Linked DNA regions of Homo sapiens: region 1 is linked to region 2. The links are chromatin loops, found by intact Hi-C in ENCODE. Cell type or tissue: GM12878. All regions are shown on one strand.

Region 1 (4,000 bases), 100 kb before region 2:
ATCTTTTACAAACAATAACCAGATCCTCAGTTTAAGAAGTAAAGTGTCCATTTTAAACAAAAATTAGAACCTCAAAAGTTCTTCATAAAATTATTTTCATCTCCTATGGTCATAACATAATTTATAGGGTCCACAGAAACTAACAGAAATAAATACTCTGGTTGCATCTAAAATGGATCATGCCCTGTGCTTATCTCTTTATGCACACTCAACAACGCTGCACAATCTAATGATTATTCCCTACATTAAAAAGATGAAGAGTAATACTCATAGAATCGGCATTTGTTGAGCCACTAATATATGCCAGGTATCATGCCAGGTATTTTTAATACATTATTTTATTTAATTCTACAAACTTTTCAGAAGTAGTTTTCATCTGTGCAGATGAAGAAACTGAAGCTCAAAGGAGTTGTTAGCCCAAAAACCCATATCTGGAGACTGCAATTGGAGCCCTTCTGGCTGGCTCCATATCTCTGCTCTTTCTAATCATTTTCCAGAAGTTTAAAAGGAATTTTGATTTTTAATTTTTAAAAAAAATTTTTCCCACCACATCATGCCCCATCAGAAGATCAGCAGTTTGAGGGCAGGAACCACATCTAATGCCTGGCATGTAATATCTCAATAAGTATTTGTTGAATGAATTGAAGGAGGCAGGCTTGAAAAGGTTCTAGTTCTCCAGCCAGTCATTTGGTTACCATTCATATTCGTTATTTATTGCTGCATGAGACTTAGTGGCTGAAAACAATAAATAATAAACATTTGCTATCTCAGACTTTCTGTGGTTCAGGAATCCAGAAGCAGGTTACCTGGATCTCTCATGAGGCTGAAGTCAATATTTTGGCCAAGGCTACAGTCATCAAGGCTCAGCTGGGGCGGGATCAACTTGCAAGATCACTCATATGGCTGTTGGCAGTCCCCAGAAGATCTGCATCCAAGCTCATTTGCGTGGCTATTGGCAGGCTTCCTCTCCCTACCACGTGGGCTTCTCCACAGGGCTGCTTCACACACATGGCAGCTGGCTTTCCCCAGGATGAAGTGATCCACAGGGAGTGAGAGAGAAGGCTCAAGATGAAAGCCACAGTCTTTTTATAACCTTATCTTAGCAAGTGGTATCTCATCGCCTCTACTGTATTCTCTTCATTAGAAGTTACCCGTGAAATCTCCCCCTACTCGTGGGGAGGAGATTATATAAGGGCATGAATACTAAGACATGAGAGTCCTTGGGCCATCTCAGAGACTGCCAACCACCACATTCGTGGCATATCCATTGAGGATTGACCCTTGAGATCACTCTGTAATATTACAGATCATTTCCTTCCCATGCTACATGAAAATGTCTTGTAATCTAGCTGAGGCAGGTTCTAACAGTTCTGATATTAGACAAATCCAAATCTTAACTCCTTCATTTTATAATTGTGACCCTGTTGCTTCATTTCTAATATATGAAGTAGGCATTATAACAGTATATGCTTCATGAGCATTTCATGAAGATTAAATGAGAGTATCAGGAAATTGCTTATTATAGTGCCTGACATCAGGAAACTAAGCAATCACTTCCAGCTAAAACAGTCTAAATATACTAGTAACTTTATTTTGAACATTCCAAAATGCTTTCCTATGTGTCACTTCTTGTTTTGTTTTATTCTCTTTGTAATTGTAGTAAGGTGGTAGAATTTGATACAGTTATACATATTTTAAATATTACTATTTGAGGCACTTAAAATTAAATAACTTACCAGTAGATATTGAAGTCAGGGGCCAGGAACATTCTCACTACCTCATTTCTATATAATCAGTATTTATTGTTACGGAGTTAATGAAACCAAAAGTTGCCGTAGAATAGACAGAGTCATATTTTCAATGTCATAAAGGAAATGTCTATGAACTAACCATAATGTAGACACCACATTTTAAACTGCACTGTTATGGTAGCTTAGGAAACCCACATCCTGGCTTCAGTTCCTCATGCTAAGAGTATGGTTTTTCTGTTAAGTTAATGAAAAACCACCTCACGAGGCTCAGATTCTATCTCTTAATTTGAGAATGGTCTACTAGAAGGCCTAGGAGACTTTCTTATGATAAATTCCAAATGATATTTTACCTAAACCAACAATAAAACTCTGTAAGAGAGACCTGAAACCACAGATACATTCCCATTTAATTTCTATTATTCTCCAAGTCCTCAACCCCTTCTCTCCCTTTCTCTCCCAGAAACCCCAAATTCAGGCCAAACAATAATGAAGAAAAACCTTGTTGACTATGTGTCATAATTACATCTGTCTTTGGAAGGGAAGACTCTATTCCCCAGATATTAGATTGAGCCTTGAATCATTTTAACTTACGAAGCTGATCTACTCAGAAGAAAAGTCATTTCATGATTAAAGCTTAGTGTCCCTTTCTCCCCCATTTTCTGTTTACACACAAAAAAATAAACAACAGCTTCTCTGATCAAGCTGTAGCAAACTTGTGCTGCTGAACTCTTCCCCTTTAAATGATTATAGCTTTCTTCTAAGCCCTCTGTTGTCCTGTCTCACATATGCATGGGAGCTACCCAACTTTTAAGACTTTTGTTTATTGGAGTTTACAATGTGCTTTGGAGGGGTTAGGAGAAAAATGAGGGAGAGCAGGAGAGAGGGGTTGTTACAGATGAAGAAGTGGAGAAAACAATGTTTGATAGGTTTTCAACTCTAATTTCTAAAAAATTATTGGAAATATGTCTAAGAAAAAGCAAAGTTCTAAACACCTTTGTGAGGTATCAAACAAGGTAGCTGGTGCCACTTCAATATTTCAAAGAGGGAAATATTTCACATTCAGGCTCTGTAAATGTTATGTTTTGTTCCCTGGCTAACAGGCTTGGTTCTTCTGGGAAGACTCCAAAGGCAATAGGTCATCACTACCACTGATGTCCATGTCCAACCCTACAGCCAAGCAAGAGAATCATGTCAACACTGACCTTTTGGGGGCTGACCTAATAGAACGCTATGTTCTTCAGAAATGTTAAAGACTGAAGAGCGTGCACACCAAAACACTCATACCACCATCATATAAAGTGTCTGGAATGAAATGGTGTGTGTGTGGGTGAGTGGGTGGGTGGATGAGGGCATGTGTGTGTTGAAACCTGTTGCATCCATATATAAATGGAGATACGTACATAAGCACATGTATATATTGATCTAGTTATTTCTATATAATCAGCAATCTTTAAGCAATGTTCAATGGTCAGACCACATTTGGTGTACTGTATACAGCCCTGGGTCACAGGGTCCTGAACAAGTTAAGATATATTCAGGGAAGGAATCTGGGCTCAGAAAAGGTCAGAAACCACTAGCAACAATAATCAGAGGAAGAAAGTGGGTAGGATTACTCTGGAGAAGTGAAGACATAGTAAGAGCAGGGTCACTTTTAAATACCAGAACACTGTCATCAGGTGAGAGGAAATACCAGCTATGTGTCTCTCCAAGGGCAGAGCAAGGACAAACTGCCAGAAGCAATGAATAGGAAGGTTGATCTTCCGTACATGATGGGCTTTCTAACAACTTGAGAATGCAGCAAAGCAATCAGATCAGTCAACTCAGCTGTCCTACCAGTGTCCAGTTCAACTAACTGGACCATCTTGCCCATGAGGCAGCCTAAGAAATGATGCCAGGTGCATTTTCAGAAATCCAGACTCAGGCCATCTGCCCTGTACTGCTGATCCAATTTAATAATAATAATAATAATAATAATAATAATAGCAGACATTTAAATAGTACACTTACTCTGTGCCAGGCCCTGTGCAATTGTTTTGCCAATCAGAAGATAACAGCTCCAGAGAGATCTTTAATTCCTTCTGATGAGAAGCAGAAAGTAGGAAAATAATTCCATTTTTTGTTGACAGAAAAGAGTAAGTGGAATGGCAAAGAATTCAGCAAGGCAAAATAATATACCTCAATTTTTTGATTGCTTTAAAATTCTCTGTTCTTTTGAATAACACGTGGTATACACATACAGCAGAGTATTA
Region 2 (4,000 bases):
GGTCATCCACCTGCCTGTGCCTCCCAAAGTGCTGGGATTACAAGTGTGAGCCACCATGCCCGGCCCACAGCTTACCTTTTATTAACCTTGCCTGGGAGAGAAAATCTGATTGGTAAAGTCAAGTTTGCTATGGGTAAGTAGCAAAGAAGACAGCTAGCTTCCCATAGAAGTGAAAATAATTTTGAGCTGGTTAGATGCCTACAAACTCTCTAAAACAAAAAAGGAAAGAAATTTGCCCTAAGAAGTTGAAGTAGTATTTGAACTGGGGTCTTCTGTTATAAATCTTGGGCATTTTAAACTTCCCCATACATATTCTTTAGTGAGTTATCCATAAATTTTTTCTGTCACTTTGATCACCATAAGCAAGAGTAGTTAGGTAAAAAAATATGAAATAGGACAAGAACTAGGCACAGTGTCTCATGCCTATAATCCCAGCCACTCTGGAGGCTGATCACTTGAGACCAAGAGTTCAAAACCAGCCTGAGCAATGTAGCAAGACACCATATTTAATCTTTTTTTTTTTTTTTTCTGGTAGCAGCCAGGCATGGTGGTGCACTCTATGGTGCTTAGCACTATGGAAGGCAGAGGAGGGAGGATCGCTTGAATCCAGGAATTCAAGATTGCAGTGAGCTATGAGTCATGCACTCCAGCATGAGTGACAGAGTAAGACCCTGTCTCTGAAAAAAAGGATAAAATGAAATAGACTTTAGGGGAAGAAAAAAAAAAAAGCAGAATTAGCAGATTATGAGAATGAGGAAATTCGTATTCTGAGAATCTAACCCCAACCACCATGCTGCCAGAAAGATGACTACAACATCCACTTAGCTCAGACAGCATATTCATGGGCCTGGTGCTGGAAAGCCTGGGGCATAGAAATGTTCGTGCTCCTTTTGTGGTTCCAGTGTGCCCAGTGGAGCATCAAGGGTATTGGTCTGGCATAATTCCACCACTGGTGGGCATAGGCCTGCACTGTAAAATATTTATTTTATCAATTTTATTTCAACTGTATTCCTTTCCAAAAAAGAAATGGTGGTATCTCTATGCTATTGATTTATAAAGAAATGTAATTTACTTTACTTTCTGCTCACAGTTAATTTAGCCCCATTGTGTCCTTGTCCCCAAGTTCATGGAAATGTGACTTCATGAGGGAAGAATCCATGTAGAGATTGTACATTATACTTTAATGTTGGAAAGGTGGATGAGTTGACATCATATAATGTAGAGTGTATCACCCTTTTACTAAGAGATGTAATAGCAGAAACAGTCTTGACTGTGGCAACTGCCACAATAACTGCTATGCTTATTTTTTATTGATGATGGATAAAAATTCTCATAATACTGTAGCACAGTAACTTGCTGGAATATAGCTTCGGGCTGCCCCTAAGGCAGACTTTATTTATGCATCCCTACTTTCACTATTTGTAATGACAATGATAATAATAACAATAAATATCAGTACTTTCTAAATTACAACAGGAACTAGAAGTTTCAGTGGGACTGACTGCTGAATTTTCTTTTAAAAGGGTAATACAAAAAACAGCCATTATAATCCTCACCATTGTCCTGGTTGCTAATAGACCTGTGCTAGCAATTTGGAACAGGAAGTGAAATCTGCCCACTGTGGGTTTTGCTGGTTTTGCAACTATTATCACAGGCTTTTTAAAAATTATTAATTTATAAACTGCCCTGAGCCTTACAGAATATAAGCAATCGAGTAAGCTGGGGAAATAAAGTTACATAAATCACTATTAAGTTAGTAGCAGAAACCACCGTGACTCTACGATGGTTCAATACTGTCATTTCAGGAAACCAAGCACAATCAGGAGTTTTTTAAAGCCTGAAAAAGGAAGTATAGTCAAAAATGAGTAAACTTGTCGTGAGATTTATAGAGTGTCAAATGGAGTTTAATGGAGATTCCAGAGAATCAGAAAAAAAAGATGTCAGGATAATGTGTAAAGTTCTTGTTTATTTGACATTTTGATGACTTTAGAAGTATTCGTGAGAGAAGTAAATCAGCCCAAAAAAGGGCACCTCACCATTAATAAACATGCTTTCCACAAGTGACCCTACAACTTCCCGTCATCTCATGAAACTCATCACTGCATTTATTGTATGAATGGTGTTAAGAGTGCTGTTCAATAAATGTCGCCAGGCCCAGTGAGAGGGATCCTGTCTGTCTTAGTACCAAGAACACTAGTACCTCTTCTGAGTAATGGGTTTTTAACATATATACACACATATATATTATATATACACATATACTATATATTCATATGTAATATATACATATATAGTATATATATGTAGTGTATATATATACTACATAGTATAGTAGTTTTTTCTAATTCCGTGAAGAAAGTCAATGGTAGCTTGATGGGGATAGCACTGAATCTATAAATTACTTTGGGCAGTATGGCCATTTTCACAATATTGATTATATATAATATATTATACATAATATATATACATAATATATATATACGATGGACCCTGGGAATTGTGTAATTGACCAGGTTTCCCTTTTCATGCTGGCAGTGAGAGAAAAGAATTCTAATATGCAGCCTTCTCCTAGCAGTGTATAGGTCTTTTTATTATTATTATTATTATTATTATTATTATTATTATTATTATACTTTAAGTTCTGGGATACATGTGCAGAACGTGCATGTTTGTTACATAGATTTACACTTGCCATGGTGGTTTGCTGCACCCATCAACCCGTCATCTGCATTAGGTATTTCTCCTAATGCTGTCCCTCCCCTAGCCCCCGACCCCCTGACAGGCCCTGGTGTGTGATGTTCCTCTCCCTGTGTCCATGTGTTCTCATTGTTCAACTCCCACTTAGGAGTGAGAACATGTGGTGTTTGGTTTTCTGTTCCTGTGTTAGTTTGCTGAGAATGATAGTTTCCACCTTCATCGATGTCCCTGCAAAGGACATGAACTCATCCTTTTTTATGGCTACATATTATTCCATGGTATATATGTACCACATTTTCTTTATCCAGTCTTTCATTGATGGGCATTTGGGTTGATTCCAAGTCTTTGCTATTGCGAATAGTGCTGCAATAAACATACATGTGCATGTGTCTTTATAGTAGAATGATTTATAATCCTTTGGGTATATACCCAGTAATGGGATTGCTGGGTCAAATAGTATTTCTGGTTTTAGATTCTTGAGGAATCTCCACACTGTCTTCCACAATGGTTGAACTAATTTACACTCCCATCAACAATGTAGAAGCTTTCCTATTTCTCCACATCATCTCCAGCATCTGTTGTTTCCCGACATTTTAATGATCACCATTCTGACTGGTGTGAGATGGTATCTCTCATTGTGGTTTTGATTTGCATTTCTCTAATGATCAGTCATGATGAGCTTTTTTTCACATGTTTGTTGGCCGCATAATTGTCTTCTTTTGAGAAGTGTCTGTTCATATCCTTCACCCACTTTTTGATGGGGTTGTTTGTTTTTTTCTTGTTAATTTGTTTAAGTTCCTTATAGATTCTGGATATTAGCCCTTTGTCAGATGGATAGATTGCAAAAATTTTCTCCCATTCTGTAGGTTGCCTGTTCACTCTGATGATAGTTTCTTTTGCTGTGCAGAAGCTCTTTAGTTTAATTAGATCCCATTTGTCAATTTTGGCTTTTGTTGCCAGTGCTTTTGGTGTTTTAGTCATGAAGTCTTTGCCCATGCCTATGTCCTGAGTAGTATTGCCTAGGTTTTCCTCTAGGATTTTTATGGTTTTAGGTCTTATGTTTAAGTCTTTAATTCATCTTGAGTTGATTTTTGTATAAGGTGTAAGGAAGGGGTCCAGTTTCAGTTTTCTGCATATGGCTAATCAGTTTTCCCAACAGCATTTATTAAATAGGAAATTCTTTCCCCATTGCTTGTTTTTGTGAGGTTTGTCAAAGATCAGATGGTTGTAGATGTGTGGCGTTATTTCTGAGGCCTCTGTTTTGTTCTATTGGTCTATATATCTGTTTTGGTACCAGTACCAT

The links. Hi-C counts contacts between places; a loop is a spot of excess contacts. Peaks named below come from ENCODE experiments on the same cell type or tissue, not always from the same donor. Only the 100,000 strongest peaks of a DNase experiment are listed, where the experiment ranks them.
Region 1: a loop joins it to region 2, with 4 times the contacts of the local background. A loop is called at or near these places in 1 of 110 quality-filtered maps.

What each region holds. Positions count from the first base shown.
Region 1 is chr10:61,284,950-61,288,949 of GRCh38, forward strand. No RefSeq gene overlaps it. Among named protein-coding and RNA genes, the nearest start is that of TMEM26-AS1, 170 kb to the right of the region's middle. In GM12878, no CTCF peak of the experiment used is centred here; a DNase peak (open chromatin) is centred at 1,912.
Region 2 is chr10:61,389,351-61,393,350 of GRCh38, forward strand. No RefSeq gene overlaps it. Among named protein-coding and RNA genes, the nearest start is that of TMEM26-AS1, 61 kb to the right of the region's middle. In GM12878, no CTCF peak of the experiment used is centred here; a DNase peak (open chromatin) is centred at 1,641.